6 separate regions of the Homo sapiens genome follow, and all the other regions are linked to region 1. Evidence: chromatin contacts called from ENCODE Hi-C or POLR2A ChIA-PET data. All regions are on one chromosome and are shown on one strand. Each heading gives the region's core, a stretch centred on a gene start or an enhancer-like site at or near the end of the contact. The rest is flanking DNA. Distances are from core to core; before and after follow the strand shown. Region 1 holds the start of LINC01686 (long intergenic non-protein coding RNA 1686). Region 2 holds the start of KIAA1614. Region 3 has its middle 16 kb from the start of IER5. Region 4 has its middle 43 kb from the start of IER5. Region 5 overlaps COLGALT2 (collagen beta(1-O)galactosyltransferase 2). Region 6 overlaps RGL1 (ral guanine nucleotide dissociation stimulator like 1).

Evidence for each region. A loop is a pair of places that touch in the nucleus more often than their neighbours do. ChIA-PET counts read pairs that join two places held with the same protein, here RNA polymerase II (POLR2A). Pooled maps may share reads with other maps.
Region 2: a map with no recorded cell type shows a loop between it and region 1 (4-fold over the local background). The contact joins the promoter of KIAA1614 here to the promoter of LINC01686 in region 1. A Hi-C loop is called at or near these places in 2 of 37 single-sample maps with no recorded cell type and 1 of 50 pooled maps. POLR2A ChIA-PET finds 5 or more read pairs at or near these places in 1 of 52 experiments (naive thymus-derived CD4-positive, alpha-beta T cell).
Region 3: a pooled map shows a loop between it and region 1 (7-fold over the local background). The contact joins the enhancer-like site here to the promoter of LINC01686 in region 1. A Hi-C loop is called at or near these places in 1 of 168 maps with a recorded cell type or tissue (naive thymus-derived CD4-positive, alpha-beta T cell), 1 of 37 single-sample maps with no recorded cell type and 11 of 50 pooled maps. POLR2A ChIA-PET finds 5 or more read pairs at or near these places in 1 of 52 experiments (A673).
Region 4: a loop to region 1 is called in a map with no recorded cell type, with 6 times the contacts of the local background. The contact joins the enhancer-like site here to the promoter of LINC01686 in region 1. A Hi-C loop is called at or near these places in 12 of 37 single-sample maps with no recorded cell type and 9 of 50 pooled maps. POLR2A ChIA-PET finds 5 or more read pairs at or near these places in 1 of 52 experiments (activated CD4-positive, alpha-beta T cell).
Region 5: a map of CD8-positive, alpha-beta T cell shows a loop between it and region 1 (2.6-fold over the local background). The contact joins the enhancer-like site here to the promoter of LINC01686 in region 1. A Hi-C loop is called at or near these places in 1 of 168 maps with a recorded cell type or tissue (CD8-positive, alpha-beta T cell) and 6 of 50 pooled maps. POLR2A ChIA-PET finds 5 or more read pairs at or near these places in 1 of 52 experiments (activated T-cell).
Region 6: a map with no recorded cell type shows a loop between it and region 1 (6-fold over the local background). The contact joins the enhancer-like site here to the promoter of LINC01686 in region 1. A Hi-C loop is called at or near these places in 4 of 37 single-sample maps with no recorded cell type and 2 of 50 pooled maps. POLR2A ChIA-PET finds 5 or more read pairs at or near these places in 2 of 52 experiments (CD4-positive, alpha-beta memory T cell and GM12878).

What each region holds. Positions count from the first base shown.
Region 1 is chr1:182,613,796-182,616,633 of GRCh38, reverse strand. It overlaps LINC01686 (long intergenic non-protein coding RNA 1686), which reads right to left and starts at 1,494. Exons shown (of 1, transcript NR_036490.1): 1 at 5-1,494. RefSeq lists enhancers at 1-294, 292-401, 295-843, 872-1,769.
Region 2 is chr1:180,911,461-180,914,298 of GRCh38, reverse strand. KIAA1614 reads right to left here and starts at 1,402. Exons shown (of 9, transcript NM_020950.2): 1 at 1,006-1,402. The coding sequence starts at 1,055. LINC02816 (long intergenic non-protein coding RNA 2816) reads right to left here. Exons shown (of 4, transcript NR_185877.1): 4 at 243-2,838. RefSeq lists a silencer at 1,307-1,606.
Region 3 is chr1:181,103,296-181,106,133 of GRCh38, reverse strand. No RefSeq gene overlaps it. Among named protein-coding and RNA genes, the nearest start is that of IER5, 16 kb to the right of the region's middle. RefSeq lists silencers at 315-364, 625-1,114, 1,135-1,194 and an enhancer at 1-781. Within about 2 kb of position 1,358, at least 29 of the 41 ENCODE cell types and tissues checked have a DNase peak (open chromatin) inside an H3K27ac peak, as active enhancers do; they include A673, where a contact is called at or near this core.
Region 4 is chr1:181,130,099-181,132,936 of GRCh38, reverse strand. No RefSeq gene overlaps it. Among named protein-coding and RNA genes, the nearest start is that of IER5, 43 kb to the right of the region's middle. RefSeq lists enhancers at 767-816, 847-1,026, 2,236-2,345, 2,596-2,675. Within about 2 kb of position 1,481, at least 3 of the 41 ENCODE cell types and tissues checked have a DNase peak (open chromatin) inside an H3K27ac peak, as active enhancers do.
Region 5 is chr1:183,955,440-183,958,277 of GRCh38, reverse strand. The region is part of intron 6 of COLGALT2 (collagen beta(1-O)galactosyltransferase 2); the gene reads left to right. Among named protein-coding and RNA genes, the nearest start is that of COLGALT2, 81 kb to the left of the region's middle. RefSeq lists a silencer at 2,282-2,446. Within about 2 kb of position 1,462, at least 5 of the 41 ENCODE cell types and tissues checked have a DNase peak (open chromatin) inside an H3K27ac peak, as active enhancers do; they include CD8-positive, alpha-beta T cell, where a contact is called at or near this core.
Region 6 is chr1:183,841,376-183,844,213 of GRCh38, reverse strand. All of the region lies in intron 2 of RGL1 (ral guanine nucleotide dissociation stimulator like 1), which reads right to left. Among named protein-coding and RNA genes, the nearest start is that of RGL1, 38 kb to the right of the region's middle. RefSeq lists an enhancer at 2,377-2,426. Within about 2 kb of position 1,477, at least 18 of the 41 ENCODE cell types and tissues checked have a DNase peak (open chromatin) inside an H3K27ac peak, as active enhancers do; they include GM12878, where a contact is called at or near this core.

The DNA of each region.
Region 1 (2,838 bases), core at 245-2,744:
AAAATTAGTAGCTACTATTTTTTATTGGAAGAGAGGCTGAAATGCTATCAGGAGGGGAGAGAAAAGGCTGCACCAGCCAAACTGGGTCGTGTGTGTTTGATGGGATTTCAACAGCGTGGATGAATTGTAAGTCCCCCTCCCCACCAAGCCCTCCCCCTCCGCTGTGCTCAGGTCTGTATGCTCAGCAGCACTGGGAATGGTGCCAGAGGCTGCGCGTTTGCCCAGTACAGCTTGGAGTTTTGCATCAGAAGCAGCGGGGTGCCAATTAGGCACACTCTGGAGGTGGTGATGCAATGCAAAGAAATGGGGTGGTGGAGAATCCGCTGTGGGGTCCGCGGTGGCTGCCGCATCCGGTTTAGGGGCGGCAGAGCCAGCGGGGTGTCTGGGGAGTTCCAGCGTTGGTTGTGGAGTAGGATGTGGTGTCTAGCTTTCAGCAGTAGCACCTGTTTGGTCCTCATCAAAGTGGTTTAGAGGAGGGACTTTTGGCTGCGGAGCCTCCCTTTGTTCTTGTCTGTATTCTGAGACATCCTGATAATTCTGTGGGTTACCCCAAACTCTTAACAAAGTTTTTTCTCTTTAAGTCAGAGAGAGTCCATTTCTGCCCTTATGAACAGAAACTCCAACCCAAACCATCTTACTGAAAGTAGTTCTTCCTTTTACTCAATTCCTTTATGGGATGAATCTCCACTGACAATTATTTTACCAATTTGAAACTTGTTCATGATCTTTCTTCGCTTCCAGAATGCAAGCTACTTGAGGGACCTCGTCTGCTGTCGTCACCATGCCTTTCCCTGCCAGGCTCCTAGGAGCTGCTTGGCGGCGGGTAGTGGTTAAGCCCACAGAGGCTGGGGCCAGACTGCCTGGCTTTGAATGGTGGCTCTACAATTGTGAGATTAACAGCCCCTACTTAAGGTTGTGGGAATTAAACCAGTTAATACACGTAAAGAGCGCCAGGCACGTACTGTTTATGAATGGATGCACTTAGCAGAAATTCAGTTGAGAATAACGGTTGTTTTTCAGGATTTTAAGATCTTTGTCCCATCACCTCCACCCCCACACTCTGGGAGCGATCCTTTCCCAAGGGTCAGGCTGAAAGTTTGCCAGATTGGAATTTCGGGTCTGCTGGGTCACAGAGCCAAGGGCCCAGTCTTCAAGGTGATCTCCACTTCGGAGCACTTTATGCCGCCCACGTTTTGTTCTATAACAATCCCAAACTGGCCCTCCGAGCCTGGGAAGTCGAGTTTCTCCGAAACCACTGAGTCCTGGAGAGCCCCGCGGCCTCCCGCCCTTTCTCCGCAGCCTGAGAGGGCCAGTGGGGCCGCCGCTGCTTCCTGGAAGAGCTTCGCCTTCCGGAGCCGCAGGCCGCGGAGCTCACAAGAGCTTCGGAGCAGGGCATCTCGCGCGGACAGGGCTGGCGATGGGCAGCCGACCAAAACGCCGCGTTCCTGGTGACTGCTTTTCCCTGGCAGGCACGCGTTCGCTGCTCCGCGGCCGCGGCTCTTCCGGGGCCGAGGGCTGCGGCGCGTGAGCCGACGTCTGTGTCCTGCGCAAGCTGCTGATGGTGCCACAGAGCCCGGGGCGGCGAGCCGCGGATATTTGCTGCTCTATTTTAAGATTCTCTGTCCTGTCTGTTTCCGAGCAGTTGTCACTTGGTCAGAGGAAAGGGAAAGCGGGGGTGGAGACAGTGAGGCCCGAGCCTCGGGCGCTTATTACTTCCAGCTGGGTGGAAATTCCCATCCCTCGGAGAAGACAAGCGTGGCCCCTCTCCTCCCGCTCCTCCCACTCCTCCGCCCCCTCCCCCAAAACTGAGTGAGTCAATTCGTCGCTGGTCAGGGCAAGTCTCGCTCATTTTAATAACAAAAATAAGGATAATGCCGCACTATTTGCACAGCATCTCAGACTTTTCAGAGCACTTAAGCACTTTTCAAACACTTTCCTTTTATTTTATTTTATTTTTTTTTTGGAGACGGAGCCTCCGCTCTGTCGCCCAGGCTGGAGTGCGGTGGCGCGATCTCGGCTCACTGCAATCTCCGCCTCCCGGGTTCAAGCGATTCTCCTGCCTCAGCCTCCCGAGTAGCTGGGATTACAGGCGCACGACACCACGCCCGGCCATTTTTTTTTTTTTTGTATTTTAGTAGAGAGCGGGTTTCACCGTGTTGCCCAGGCTGGTGTTGAACTCTGGAGCTCAGGCGGTCCGCTCGCCTCGGCCTCCCAAAGTGCTAAGGTTACAGGCTTGAGCCACCGCGCCCGGCCTCAAAACACTTTTCTCCACTTATTGGCCAAGACACATTATTACTCCCTGTTTGCAAGTGAGAAAACAGAGGCACAGAGAGGTTAGTGTTTGGACATGGTCACACAGCCAGTTAATCATATGACCACAGAGGCTGGATCTCCTGAGTTTTAAACTGAGCTGTCATTCAGTCCATAGCCATTTATTGTCTTTCCTCCCAGGCACGGCGCCTTTCCTGTGCTCGCTCATGAGCTTCTGTGTTATGAAGAATGAAGCATCAAAGGGTAGTGTATGGTTAACTCTGGCGTCTTCCCACTCCGGTGGCTTATTAATTCTCAAGGACAGCCTCATAGGAGAGGATATTCAGGCATGCAAGCAGTTATTGAGTGCCTACTGTGTGCAGCTACTGTACTTTTACACAGCCTATGGGAGAAAGTTTCTTAGCACATAATTACAATGAAATGTGATTAAGTTGTTGATAATGCACAATATTAGGGAAATAGAGAAAGAGGTAATCCATGTTGTCACGGGGCAGCCTTTAAAGCGTTTCCCCCAACTTTTTATTATACAGATTTTCAGGCATGCAGAATAGTTGAAAGATTGTTATA
Region 2 (2,838 bases), core at 153-2,652, 1.7 Mb after region 1:
TCCCTTCACAAGGAATGAAGGTGAGCAGGGGTTTGACTCAGGGTGTTGCATGCATATCTACATGCCACAGCGTTTTAATATTGATTCTACCTTCTGAGAAAAATACAACTTTAATATCACACATCTAGATGTCCCCCCCCCCTTGAAGTAAACTTTGTGCATAAAAATCCTTATGTGTATACACTACAAATTAGGAGTTATCCACTTCGTAACACGGACCAAGTATTCACCATAAAATTCTCTTAAATGGCAAGTCTCTCTGTAGTCGTTTATTACAATTCAATTTATACACAAGCTTTCAGGAATGCACATATTTTATAAAGCAAAATACACATATAATGCGAAATGTCACACCAGTTTTAAGCCAGTAAAGTTTAAGGATTATCTTTAGGAGGACAGAAATAATTTGTTCTATGAGTTAATCTAGAATGCAGCAAGTTTCTCTTTGCATCTCCTTCTTCTCCTCTAAAGTCCAATCCAGAAAACAGGGGATTAGAATGTAATATGAGCAATTTCTGTTAAGTTAAAATAACTTTTTGTTTTTGGGGAGGCTGAAGCCAGAGGAGGCCGGGCTTGAGCCCGGGAGGTCGAGGTTGCAGTGAGCCATGATCGCACCACTGCACTCCAGCCTGGGCGACAGAGCGAGACCCTGGCTCCAAAAAATTAAAGTAAGAATTGTTGATGGGTAAACTCTGGAACAGCACGCCAGAGACCTTAAAGAATGAGACCCTCCCACTGGAGTCCCCTGGGCACGGGCTTTCGGGAAGATCGGTCAGCTCGGAGCTGCCTGGTTCTATGGCCCAAGCACTGTGATGTATTTCCCCTAACTCAGAGGGGCCAAACGAAGATGGACGTGAAGGGCGGGCCTCCCCACGACCCTTCCAGCTCCGAGCCCGTGGGAGGCCCGCTTCCCAGTGGCCGGGGCGACCTGGGCTCCCCGCTCCTCCGCCCCGCCGGTCCGCCACCCCCGCCCGGCCGGCCCGGCGCTGCCTCCTCTATACTCACTGGGGGCTGCCGCCCGCGGGTTTGGCCGCCGCCGCCTCTGTCCCCTCCATCCCTCGGAGAGGCCAGGCCCTCTCCAGCCCCTTCTCCCTCCCAGGCCAGCTGCTGGGTTCGGGGAGGGACTTCCAGCCCCGAATCCGGGGCCGGAGGGAGTGCGGCCCGCAGGCCTCGCCCCTCGGGGCGCGGCCGACTGGGGGTCCGGGACGGCGCCGAGGCCGGGCCAGCTCCCGGCTCTGCTGGCAGCCCCCGGGCCCCGGGTGGGTCTGGCCGGCGCAGCGCCCCACGGGCCGCACTCCCTCCCGGCGAGAGGACGGGAAGCGGGGTCGGGCAGGGAGGGCGCTGGCAGGGAAGGAAGTGGCATCAGCTGTCCGTTCACGGCTTTGCCGTGGAGGGGAAGAGCGGCCAAGCCCGCGCCTTCCCGGCCCGCGCTGGGCAGAGGGAGCCGAGCGCGGAGAGGTGGGGCCGCGGGAGGGGCTGGAGGAGCCGGGCCTCGGCCTCCCACCCCGCCCGGAGCCCCGCGGGGCCGCCTCTCCTGAGCCGCGGCCCAGGGAGCGAGTGTCCCCGGCCGTCAGAGGCGCGGGATGGAAGTCCAGGGCGGCCCCGAGCTTGGGGACGACGGGGCGGCCGCCAGCCTCGCAGGGCGGTGGCCCCTTCCCCGCGGGAAAGCGGGCGCAAGAGCGGAGGCGCGCGGGGCGCACGGAGGCCGGGGAGCGCGGGCAGGAGCTGGGGGCGCACCACGTTCTCGGCGGGCTCCGCGCGCCGCTGGTAACCCTACACCCAGGGCTCGCCTTTCGGGGTGGAAGCTGAGGAATGCCTTTTGTGTGGACAAGTTTTCCAGAGGAGCCGGCCGCCCTCTCTGTGGGGCCGTCCATCGCTCCGTAGAGCCGTTTCCTCCGAGGTCAAGGTCGTTGGTTCCCGCTCTCCAGAGGCGTGAGGGAAACCCGGAGGGAACGCGCTCCGCGCATCCCGTCTGCCGCGGTGCCGGAATTGCCCGCCGCCGCCTTGGGTGGGGACCGGTTCTCAGGGTCCTGGGGGCTCTCGAGCAGATCACTTTCCCCAGCGCGGGACGGGGGTCGCAACCAGGGGCATTCCCTGCAGCCGCGGCCCAAACCGACGGAGCTTGCTTTCTCCTTCCACCCAGAGGGGGTGACCGAGCCTCACCTATTTCCAAGCCTATTTTTTCACAAAGACGGGAAGCAATAAAAGTGGCCTCAGGAGATTCCGGAAATCTCTACAAAGAGAAAGTGCCCGTTCATCTTTCCTTCAGCCGACTGGCTTCACTGTGAAGCATGGGGTAGTTGTGCACCTCCAGATGACAGGACAGACACAGCAACAGTAAGGGCCGCGCAATATGTACCGGGGCAGGGGAGGAGGGGAAGGAAGTTTTCTAGAGGGGCTGCCTCTTGAGTCAGGAGGGGGTTACTCTGCACAAGGTGGGGGAAGGGGCGTCTGGCAGGGCAACAGGAGAGCGGAGCCTGGGGAGCTGTGAGTGGACTGGCGTCTTGGCAATCTAGGAGCTTGAGAGATTATCCAGTGCAAACCCTCTGTGTCACAGTACAGGCCCAAGGTTACGTCAGAGGCTTCGAACCAGAGCGACTCCATCTTGTGTGAGGGCGAGGAAAATGAGGCTGGGACTTGCTGGGCCACATTCCCAGTGAGTTAGCTATACCCAGCTTCTAGATATTTACGGTTAAGAGAACAAATTAATAACGTTTGCTAAACAGACCCAGACTTAGGAGTGTCCTGATATCCTGATATCTTGAGAACAGACTCATTTGTAATTATGCTTTAAAGTTAATAATATCGATTATTGCAAAATATAGTAACTAAGAAAAT
Region 3 (2,838 bases), core at 109-2,608, 1.5 Mb after region 1:
GGAAGGGGAGAGGACAATACAAAAGGTAATGTGGAGCTGAAAATAGGAGAGGGGAGAGTCGCCCTTCCATCAAATGTAATGATAAAGCTACCAAAGGAGACCAGAGAGTGGCGGAGGGGGAAGGTCAAATGGAGGCGTTCGTGAAGGCAGAGCTTTGGAGAGAGGGCCAAACGTGAGATGGCGAGCACACAAAAAAGGCGCTCCAGGAGGCAGTTGAGGGGGCTGGAACGAAGTGAGAGAGAAGAAGGAAGAAATCAAAGGGTTCATCGAGGGAAGGGGGCGCCTAGGAAACACGCCCGGGAGGGCCCCGCTTTGTCTGGCGTGGGCGGCGGCGGGGGCAGCACGTGCAGCCGGGAGCGCGCTGAGCCGCCAGGCTCCGAGCCGAAGAGCGCCGAGAGGAGACACGACGCGCGGGGGCGGCCCCAGCCCCTCAGACCAGCGAGACCTCTCGCCGGCGGGCCCAGCGCTGCAGAAGGGGCGCATTGTTATGTCCCAGGTCGCAGCAGATTGCCGCTGTCCTGCAATACTCTCGCATCCTGGCACCGCGCCACTGGCACGGCCCGGGGGCTGGAAATAACTGCGCCGTTCCCATGACGACGAGGAAGCTCCCCCCGCCCCCGCCCCGCCCCGCCCCGCCCGCTGAGCTCCGCCCACCGGTACCCGCCGCGGCCGCCTCCCCACAACGGAGCTCCCCCGGTCACCCTGGCAACGGCGGCCGCGGCGCGCGGGAGGTGACTCTAAAAGCGGCGGGCCCCGCCCCCGCCCTCCAGCCCGCAGCGCCGCGCCGCGCGCCCAGCCCCCGCCTGGGCCTGCTCTCGGGCGGGACCTCACTGGGGCAGCCGCGGGCGCCGGCGCAGGAAGCCTCCCTTCCCCCTCGGCCCGCCGGGCCCGGAAAGGCGGGAGCTGGGAGGAAGCTTCGCGGCGGCCGAGGCTGCGGGAGAGGACGAGCGCGCCCCATTTTCTCCGCGGAGCCGCCCCCAGCCCTCCTGACCTCCGCGCCCCTTTAAATCCTCCGCGGGTCTCCCCGCCCTTCCTGCTGGGATGGGAGGAGACCTTAGCGGACGGTGCTCTGCCTGTGCGGCCAGATGAAAGGGGGACTGGGAAAATGAAGCCAGCTCTTGCCGGTGGGCTGGGGGCGGCAGGAATCCGGAGCTCTGGCCGCTGGCGGCACTGGGCTTGAGGGAAGCGGCGGCACGGGAGGCGTCCTCGGGAGCCGGGGTCTCACGGTCCAGGGAACGCCCCCGCCGCCGGCTTGCTAGCGAGGCATCCCGTGAACAAAGAGGCCTGCTTCACCCTACTGGGGCGATCGCCCCCCGGAGGGAAGGGTTTCCACCTTGCACGGCACTCGCGCGTTTTGTCTGTTGGTTGTGGTGAGGAGGGTGTATTGCAGATCCAAAAGGAGCCTCTCGGCCTCCCAGGGTGTCTGGGTCAGAATTGAGACGTTCTGGGCGAGGAGGTGTTGGGAGGGGAGTAGGAGGTCGGAAGGAGAGAGGCCGACCCAGTTAGCTCTGTTCACACCGTCCCTCTCTAGGAGCGGAGCCTACACCTGACTTGTTTGGAATGTGAGCTTTTGCAGGGGACAGAGGCCCTGGCACGTAGAAAGTTCTAAACTGTCTGGTGAATTGCTGCAATTAAAACCAGAGCGGCTCCTTCAGTTGTCCTGGGTGGGCAGGGCATCCCAAAGAAACACAGAAAGTATGCAGGGTCCTTTGAAAATAGTGCCCATATCAAACAAAATATTAATACTTCGCATTTGTAAAGTCCTTTCCTCTAAGAATGTTGTCTCGTTCCATATATATTTTCCACTCCATAAAATTCTAGAGCACAAAGAAAGGATTCATATGGGAGCGAATAGAACAAGTAAAGACGGTCAGCTGTGGTCACAGTGGAGGAACTGAAGAGTTTAGACTTCACCAGCTCTTAGAGCCCTGTTTTCTTTGAAGTGGTTACAACCGAGTACTTTGGTGTGGCCTAAAGAGTTTGAAGGTATACAGTTAAAGGACCTGGAAATAAGATTGGGCTGGCCATTGGGGCCTTGCTTTTCTCATCTGTGAGATGATAGTTGTGAAAATGAGATTAGACTGTATGAAATATTCTTCGTAAGCCATAGGATATGTTATACAAATGCTTTAGTTATTGAAACATCTATAAATTGGTATACAAGTCATGATTACTGTAGTTGCAATACGGAGTTGGTGGGGTGCTTCAGATTTGCAAGCTGTAGGAGGTGGGAACAGGACTGAAGGGCTATGTGCTGATGAATCTCCTTCAGCATTGCTGTGGAATGGATATGCTTCCCCAAAATTCATATGTGTTGAAGCTCTAACCCCTAATGTGACTATATCTGGAAATAGGGTCTTTAGGAGCTCGCTCTCTCCTCTGCCATGTGAGGGTACAGCAAGAAGGCGGCCATCTGCAAGCCAGAAACAAAGCCCTCAACAGAACCTGACCATGCTGGCACCCTGATCTCAGATTTCCAGGCTCCGGAACTATGAGAAATACATTTTTTTGCTTAAACCACTCTGTGATATTTTGTTATGGCAGCCAGAGCAGACTAAGACAAATATGTCTTCGCTTGGAGCTAAGCGCCCCTCCTACCACCTCCACCACCTGGCGTTTTGTTCAGCACTTCCACAGTTGTCTCATTTTTAATTTGTAACCGTGTAAGTTGGAATTGGCAAGATTTATTTTAAAATGAAGAAGCTAAGAAACAAAAAGATTAAAAGGCCTGCTGAAAGTCACACAGATTGTGAATGACTGAACTAGAACTAGAGTCTCCCCAGACAACATCTAGTCCCTAGCATCTGCCAGGTTCTGGGCTAGATTCGAGGGATAAGG
Region 4 (2,838 bases), core at 232-2,731, 1.5 Mb after region 1:
AGAAAATGAATGAATGAATCTTATTTACACTCCCATTTGCTTCTTCCTAGAATTGGAATTAATTCAAGTCCAAAATTTGAGTTCAAAAAGTTTTTCCCCTGTACCAGTAGAGTGTTTGAAAAGAGGAGGGAAGACCGGGTGTGGTGGCTCACACCTGTAATCCCAGCACTTTGGGAGGCCAAGGTTGGGTGGATCACCTGAGGTCAGGAGTTTGAGACCAGCCTGGCCCAACATGGTGAAACCCCGTCTCTACTAAAAATACAAAAATTAGGCTGGGCGCAGTGGCTCACACCTGTAATCCCAGCACTTTGGGAGGCCAAGGCAGGCAGATCACAAGGTCAGGAGATCGAGACCATCTGGCTAACACAGTGAAACCCCGTCTCTACTAAAAATACAAAAATTAGCCGGGCGTGGCAGCGTGTGCCTGTAGTCCCAGCTGCCGGGGAGGCTGAGGCAGGAGAATGGCGTGAACCCGGGAGGCGCAGCTTGCAGTGAGCCGAGCCACTGCACTCCAGCCTGGGCAACAGAGCAAGACTCTGTCTCAAAAAAAAAATACAAAAATTACCTGGGCGTGGTGGCAGGCGCCTGTAATCCCAGCTACTCGGGAGGCTGAGGCAGGAGAATGGTGTGAACCCAGGAGGCAGAGCTTGCAGTGAGTCGAGATTACGCCACTGCACTCCAGCCTGGGCAACAGAGTGAGACTCCATCTCAAAAAAAAAAAAAAGGAGGTGAACAGGTGGGTGGAGGGGACAGGATACTCACAGCCAGGACGGCCACTCCAGCAGCAGGAAGCTCCCTCCTCCATCTGCCAGGCAGTGCCTTTGCCATGGCCCCTTGAACCAAAATGTCTCCCCCTTCCCCTGCTGCCTCTGGATCCAGGCACGCTGTCACACCCACAAGGCCTGGAGCTTCGGAAGGATGGAAGAGGTTTTTCCGGGGAAACAGAGAGAAGGCCTTGCTGGGTCTGGGAGGGGGACTTACCCCCTCTAAGGAAATTCTTTATCAGCAACTTCCCTGAAGGTCTGAGGGACACCCCCACCCCTGGAGGCCTTGCACAGGGGAGCACCTGCAGACATGGCCTGCACAGTCGCAGTCTCTGACCCTCAGCACCAGCTGGTCACTGGGGCCCTGCAGCTCCCCGGGGCATCCAAGGTTCCAGTGCCACTGGGAGGTGCAGAATGTAAGGCCAAGAATCACAAAGGGTGAGCTCAGCACCTGGCGGGGTGGGAGGAGGGTGGGCAAGGAAGAAGCTGAACATGTTCCAGACAAGGTTTTAGGGTTGATTATCAGGGAGCCCCTGCTGTTCACTGTTGGCCCCCCCGAAGGTCCAGCAAACCACTGACAACCACCAGGTTCAAAATAAAAATCCACTCCCTCCTTCTTCTTCCCGTCCCCTCCCCGACTCAAAGGCACCTTCTCTCTGTGACTTCCCCATTTCTATAAATAACCCCTCCATCATCATTTCAGTCACTTTTGAATCCTCTCAGGCCCCGACTCTCACCCACTCATCCCCTGTCCCCACCCAGTGTCCCTGTAGATGCGGCCTCCTCACCACCCCTCCATCTTTGTGCCCCCACAGTGCTTTTCTGCCTCAGCCCTGCTGCTCTTTGTTCCCCTGCATTCCAACCCCTCAGGCCACTGCCAGGACAGGCCCACCCATGGGACTTCCCTCATCAAAACCATCATCAGACCCCACCCCTATAAAGAAAATACAGCCTCCCCGAGTGGCATTAAGACTTCATACAATGAACCAGGTGATGTGGCACAGGTCTGTAATCCCTGCTACTAGCAAGACTGAGGTGGGAGGATCACCGCATCCCAGGAGTTCAAGGCCAGCCTGGGCAACATAGTGAGACCTCATCTCAAATAAATAAATAAATAAATAAATAAATAAATAAATAAATAAATAAATGAATAAATGGAGAATGGAAAAAAAAAAAAGACTCCACAAATGGACAACATGCCTCCCTGGCCTGACTCTTCCAAACAGCACTCCACAATCTGCCCTTTTCTCAGATCCCAAAATAGGCCCTGTGCTTTGGTGCCTGCTATTTTCTCCATTTGGAAGAAATATCACCCTTCCAAGAGTCAATGTCCTGCTCATTCTTCAAGGCCTCCTCCATGCAACCCTCCCTGACACCCCCACCAGCTGTGCCCCTCCTCCACTGCACTCCTTCAGGCCCAGCCTTTGTTGACCCCTGGCCACAGTTTGGAGAGCAGTTTCGCCCCTTATTGGCTGTGTGATGGTGGGCAAGTCCCTTAGCCTCTCTGGGCCACGGCTTCTTCATCCTTCTCAAGGGTGCTGCAAGGACTGATTGGGACCACCTGCCGTGCAAAGCCCTGCACGTCGTAAGTGCTCGATACACAGCAGTTGCTGCAAGTCATCTCTAGCCCTTCTTCAGGTGGCTCAGCTGTGAGCCTGTCTGCAGATGCACACGAACAGACATCTCCCAAGATCTCTGCTTGCTGTCAGCTGTCCGCTGGCCACATCTGGTGACCTTGCTCAGGGATCTTCTGAGCCGCAGCCTGCCCTTCCTCAAGGTGAGCGTGCCCCGCTGGCAGCAATTGCTTCCCCCGTGGCCTGCCCTGCTCCCCATGGCTCCTCGGGGAGCATGTCTAAGGCACATTCTCCTCCAGAGCCCAGCAGGGCTGAACCACTGCAGGGACATTTTGAGGCAGGATGGAGCACCCCCACACCAGCACTGGAGCTGCAAAGTGCTTCCTAGAGCTGCCAGCCTGTGATCTTCAAGTGAACTTAATGGTGGAAGAAAAAAATCTTGACACTTGGTTGATGTTAAATGGACCTACATGCACTAAATCAGTCACACTCAACTTTCT
Region 5 (2,838 bases), core at 213-2,712, 1.3 Mb before region 1:
AGGGGATGGTCAGGGAATTTCTGAATTGTAGACTGGAGTTTTAGAAATCAGAGTTGAAGAATTTGAGTGAGGTGGGAGAAGGGTTATGACGACAATGACTAACACTTATTAAAAGCACTGTGCCCATCTCTTTTCATGTGATAACTCATTTAGTACATTAGAAGCTGCACAGAGAATTTGGGGATGTGCTGCCTTCGGGAGATGAATGACAGGAGGCCAGATCTTATAAAGATGTTAGATTTAAATGGTCTATAAAGCATGAGGAGATTACTCTTGCAAATTACAGCATAAGGTGATAGGAAGTCTCAGGTACCTGCTCTCAGTATTGACATTTTGAGACAACAGTACATCATGTAAAAATTATTAAGATAATTGGACTTGAAGTTATGTCTAAAACTGAGTTCCAGCTCTGCCAATCACTCAGTATTTGACCTTGGACAAGTCTACATCTGGCTTGGTCTCAGTTTCTTTATTTGTAAAAAAAAAAAAAAAAAAAAAACCACCACAAAAAAGTGAAGATAAAATTACATGGTGACTATGAAAACACCTAGCAACCTGTTAAGCCCTTAAATATAGTGTTGAGTGTGACTGTTACAGTTGAGAACAGAGCTGTGCGGCGGAAGATTATTTTGACAACAGTGAGCATGATTAATTAGAATAGGAAAGACTGAGAGCATGTAAGTGTTTGAAAAAAATCAAAAACAGCCCAGGCATAGTGGGTAAGGACCCAAGCTAGGCTGCAACAATGGAAGAAGTTCAGGAGAAATTATAGAGAAGAAGCGGTAGGATTTGATCCAAGTACAATCTATCATGTACTATTCCAGACATGACTGGGCTTAAATGAGCTACTCTGGACCCAGCCCAGTTGCCTGGTTGGCTAATACCAGTGGCCACCAAGGACTAGCTCTGGGGATGATGTGGAATGGGAATTAAGAGCTCCGGTAAAGGAGTAGGACCTAGGTTCAAATACCAGCTCTATCAGCTCTGTGATCTTGGGCAAGTTATTTAATGTTTGTTTCCTTGTCTATAAAAATAGAGACACTCATACATATCCCATGGTACATGTGAACATTAAATATATGTGATTATATATGTCAAGTATATATGTGACATATATATATATCACTCACAGAACTCTGGGTTCTGTGAGTGATAAGACCTCTGTAACAATGGCTGTAATTATTCACATTAGATCTTGAAACTATCCCGAAAGCAATGAAGCCCATTGTCCCAAGTGGCAGTACAGGGAAGGATTATTTCCAGGAAGGGATTTAATGAGAGACCAGATCAATTATGAAAGATGGAGTCAGAAATGACTACAAACAGAAGCCAGGATATACCTAACCTTCAAGTCTGTTGTCAGCAAAGATACATCCTTCTCCCCACAGACTAAGTTTCTTAGGTCTGACTCACTGTATCACTTCCTGTTTTCCTCTGTGGCTTACTGCTGCCTTCAGTGGCAAAACCCAAGCACACTTCTCTGATATTTTTGCTCAGTGATGACTTTCGGGAGCCAACCACTTGTGGCTTTTTTTTTGCAACACTTGTCCTGTGAATGCAATGACTGCCTATGTTTGATGGAAACAAAGTGGCTAAAAGCAGTCTCTTTGGCTGAAATGTTAAAGCCACACAGGCCATGTGAGTCCAAAGGAGACCAGCAGCCTAGAATGGGTAACTCAAAATATAACATCTTCCCAAGTCTCAGGCCCCAGGAGGGAGAGTGAGACAGCTCCTCAGACAATATCATGAACAGGAGGAAGCTGGTACATTAAGCTTCTTTCTCTTAAAAACCTAACCGTGTACCTGGTGGACCCTCCCTATTGATTTTAAAAGAAACTAATAAGGAGTGGAGTGGAGCAGAAAGGACCAGAATATTCTCGGCTGCTATTGGGAAGACAAAGACATGCACTGCATATGCACAGAAATATGACTGTAAGTGTCAAGTTTGAAGTAATGAGACCAGCTCTTGTGTTTGGCCTAAGAACTCTGTCTCACTACGTTCTAGAATTTCACATCATTCGCCAATAAGTAAAATTGGATGTCAGGATTTCTCTATAATATTTCAGTGAAGTTAAACAGATCATACCCTTTGGACAGTATCTCAGGATGGGCAAAGTTATGCTGGAATATAAAAATCTGATTGGCTTCATACAACAATGGCTTATTTCTTGCTATCCAAGTCTGCAGAGCAGGTGTCTTTCCTGGGAGCTGCCCTTCATGTGTTGATGCAATGTTCCAGGCTGCTTCCAATTCACATCTGCTATCCATATCCACACATGCCGCTATGAGCACAGTGGTGGGACCAAGGGCAGTGTCGGGGGAGCCCTTGGAGAGTGGAGCAGCAGCACCACACTATAAACTTTCCCCAGAAAGTCATATAGCCCTGAGTAACTTCAAGGGCAAGAGAGTGTATTCCTCTCCTGTGCCTGGAATAGAGGTGAACAGATACGTTACAGTAGTCATGGCCATTACCCATAGTTCTTTCAACAACCCAGTTACCAGCTATCATTTTAAATTTTCTTTGTATTATCCCTTTAAGGAAAATCAAATGAGGACTTTGAATTTGTATAATACTAAACATTCTTCGAGGACTTTGAATTTTTATAATACTAAACATTCTTCAAGGCCTTTTCAGGTTTCTTAACCAATATTACTTCCAAACTTTAAAATACATAGTTTGCAAAGGAAGCTTTTTTAGAGTATCAAATAAATAAAACTTTCATTATTGAAGAAGTAGTGTCACTCCCAGCTGGAATCTTCCCATTAGACATGGGCCAGCTCTCTGTGGTTAGATCCTGTTAAAGCAATGGACCTTTTGCGCACCCACACCTAAACCTG
Region 6 (2,838 bases), core at 228-2,727, 1.2 Mb before region 1:
TTTTGTACCTTGTCACTTCAAAAGACCTGGCCAAAATAATTGTCAGCCTGCATGATATTCAAAAGTAGCAGTTAGAAAATATACTTCAGGATGGGAGCGGTGGCTCACGCCTGTAATCCCAGCACTTCGGGAGGCCAAGGGGGGTGGATCACCTGAGGTCAGGAGTTCAAGAACAGCCTGGCCAACATAGTAAAACCCCATCTCTACTAAAAATACAAAATCAGCCACGTGTAATGTGCGTGCCTGTAGTCTCAGCTACTCAGGAAGCTGAGGCAGGAGAATCACTTGAACCCAGGAAGCGGAGGTTGCAGTGGGCTGGAGATTGTGCCACTGCACTCCAGCCTGGGCAACAGAGCGAGACTCCATCTCAAAAGCAAACAAACAAAAAAAAACATGAAAATATACTTCAATGTTAAATATTAACAACAATAAAAGGAATGGCTTCTCAGTGGTTAGGGATAGTCAAACTCTGATTTAAATCAAGCTTCCTCGCCTTGTGATAATAACAGTGTTCCCTTACCAAACAATGTTGAAATTTGACGATTCTTATTTTACTTACAATGGAAACTCTACTTTAATTCTAAATCCTTCTTATCAAAAGTGATGATTATTTAAAAGAACTATTTTTTCACCGAGTATTGACGTGTCCCAAAATTCAAACACAGAGAAAAATGCTTGTCAAAGGACCTGATGAAGTGGGTCCCATTTCCTGCCAGAAAGCAGAGATTTGGCAGAAAGCCAGGGTTCTCCCTTGGGAATGGAATTATGTTTCTCATTAACCCAGCCCCTCTCTTTCAGTACTTTCTTACTCGGAAAAAATTTCAATATGCATACATGATTCCTGTAAGTCCCTTTAACAGTATTTGTTCCTCAGGGTTTGCATCTGTGCATTAGGAAGAACCACATATGACCTAACAGAAGACTAATAAAATATTTTGAAAATTTAGATTTAAAAAATAATTTTCAAAGTGAACATCAATGACAATATCATAAAATAAGTATAGAATTGCTCTTGTGCCTACAATCATTCTCACACAAAATAACAATGCATGTTAAGTTATCAGAGAATTTGCTTAATGTCATTTTCTGTAGAACTGCTAAATATCCTAATACCTGCTTATTATGGCAGGGGAAAGATCTGATGACTTCTAATTTGCCAACATTCAAATAGAGTACATTTCTTATGAAACAAAAACTTAAAATGATCTGCTTACCACTGAAATTATTTTGAAATGAAACTGTACAGAGGGGAAACACAAAAAATACTCTGCCATATGGCCCGACAAGAGAAGCTAAAATGTTAAAAGTTTCATTTTTGCAAGAAAAGATTCCTATAGGTCTGTAAGTGTTTTAAGAGACTTTAGGACCTGTTTTTGCTTATATTATCTTAGTAACTTTGAATTATTAAGTTGAAGACGAAAGGGGTGGAACCCTTGTCAGACAAGTGCTTAATAACCCAGACTTAGAAAGCAAGACACGGAGGCCTGAGCCTGTCCTGTGGGTTAGCACGCTAACAGGAAACAGCTCAATCTGGATTTAATCATAGACCGTCGCTTTACTGACAAGATCACGGTACTGTGACCACAAAAATGTTTCATGTTTGTTTTTTTGGTTGATCTTTGTGCCTTTAGAATCCAGCTTTTTCTAAGAGAACATGTCTGAGTCCTATGGGGTAAATATCTAAAACTGTGCCCAAGTGTCCTACCAGGTAATTTCCATAATTATCGATTTTGGCATGAGACGGAGAGGAAAAAGGGCATGTGAGAGATGAAAGATGCCATATTTCAATTCCGTTTCCAGTCATGGAAAAATAAACTCTTTCACCTTCTAAAACATAAACTGTTAACCAGTTGGGTGTTTCTAATTTGAAAAAAAAAAAAAGTCCCTTCAATCAAAATAATAATTCAGTCATCTGATAGTTTAACAGGGAACGTGTTAAGCAAACAACCTCATTAGGATGGAGACAGTATGGAGTCCTCCACACCATGATCACTCTTCAGTATATCAGTTCTCAGGCATCTTGGCCTGAGCAGCAAAGTAAATAGTGAGTACTATTCCAGCTGTTAACTCCCTCCAAAAATCTAAAACCCACACCCAATCCCTACATTCATCCCCAAACACCAAAAGTAAGTTTTATGCTTCCTTTTCATATGCCCTACAACCACTATCCAGCAACAACAAACCACCACAATACAGGCTGAGGATCTTTTATCTCAAATTCTTGGGACTGAAAGTGGTTTGGATTTCAGAATTTTTCAGATTTTGAAATATTCCCACTATACTTACCATTCAAGTATCCCCATTCTGAAAATCCAAACTGCAAAACACTGCAATAAGCATGGATGTTGGAGCACTTTGAATTTCGGTTTTAAGATTAAGGATACTCCACCTGTATAGGAAAACCCACAAGCTGACTCACAAATAAGCTCTGCTCATCTCTCCATATTACTCAACTGCATAAATTTCTTTGCCATGCAACAAAATTTGCATCATTCTCTCAGCAGAAATCATGTATGTAATGACACCCAGCAGAACATGACAAGGCCAATACACCTGAGTACTACAGTGACTATTTACACACAGGACACTCAGAGATGTTAAGGTAAAGTCTAGAAAATACTTTAGGGCCCATGATGTCAAGCTCAACATGAGGTTCTGCCTTGTGTGAACTTTTATTAGGTTGGTGCAAAGGTGATTATGGCTTTTGCCATTAAAAATAGTGGCAAACTTAACAAAACTTAAACCAAAACTTGTCACAATCACCTTTGTGCTAACCTAATATTGGGTGGGAAGTCACTTTTTTGCTAGGTTAGGGTTGACAGATAAATTACAGGATGC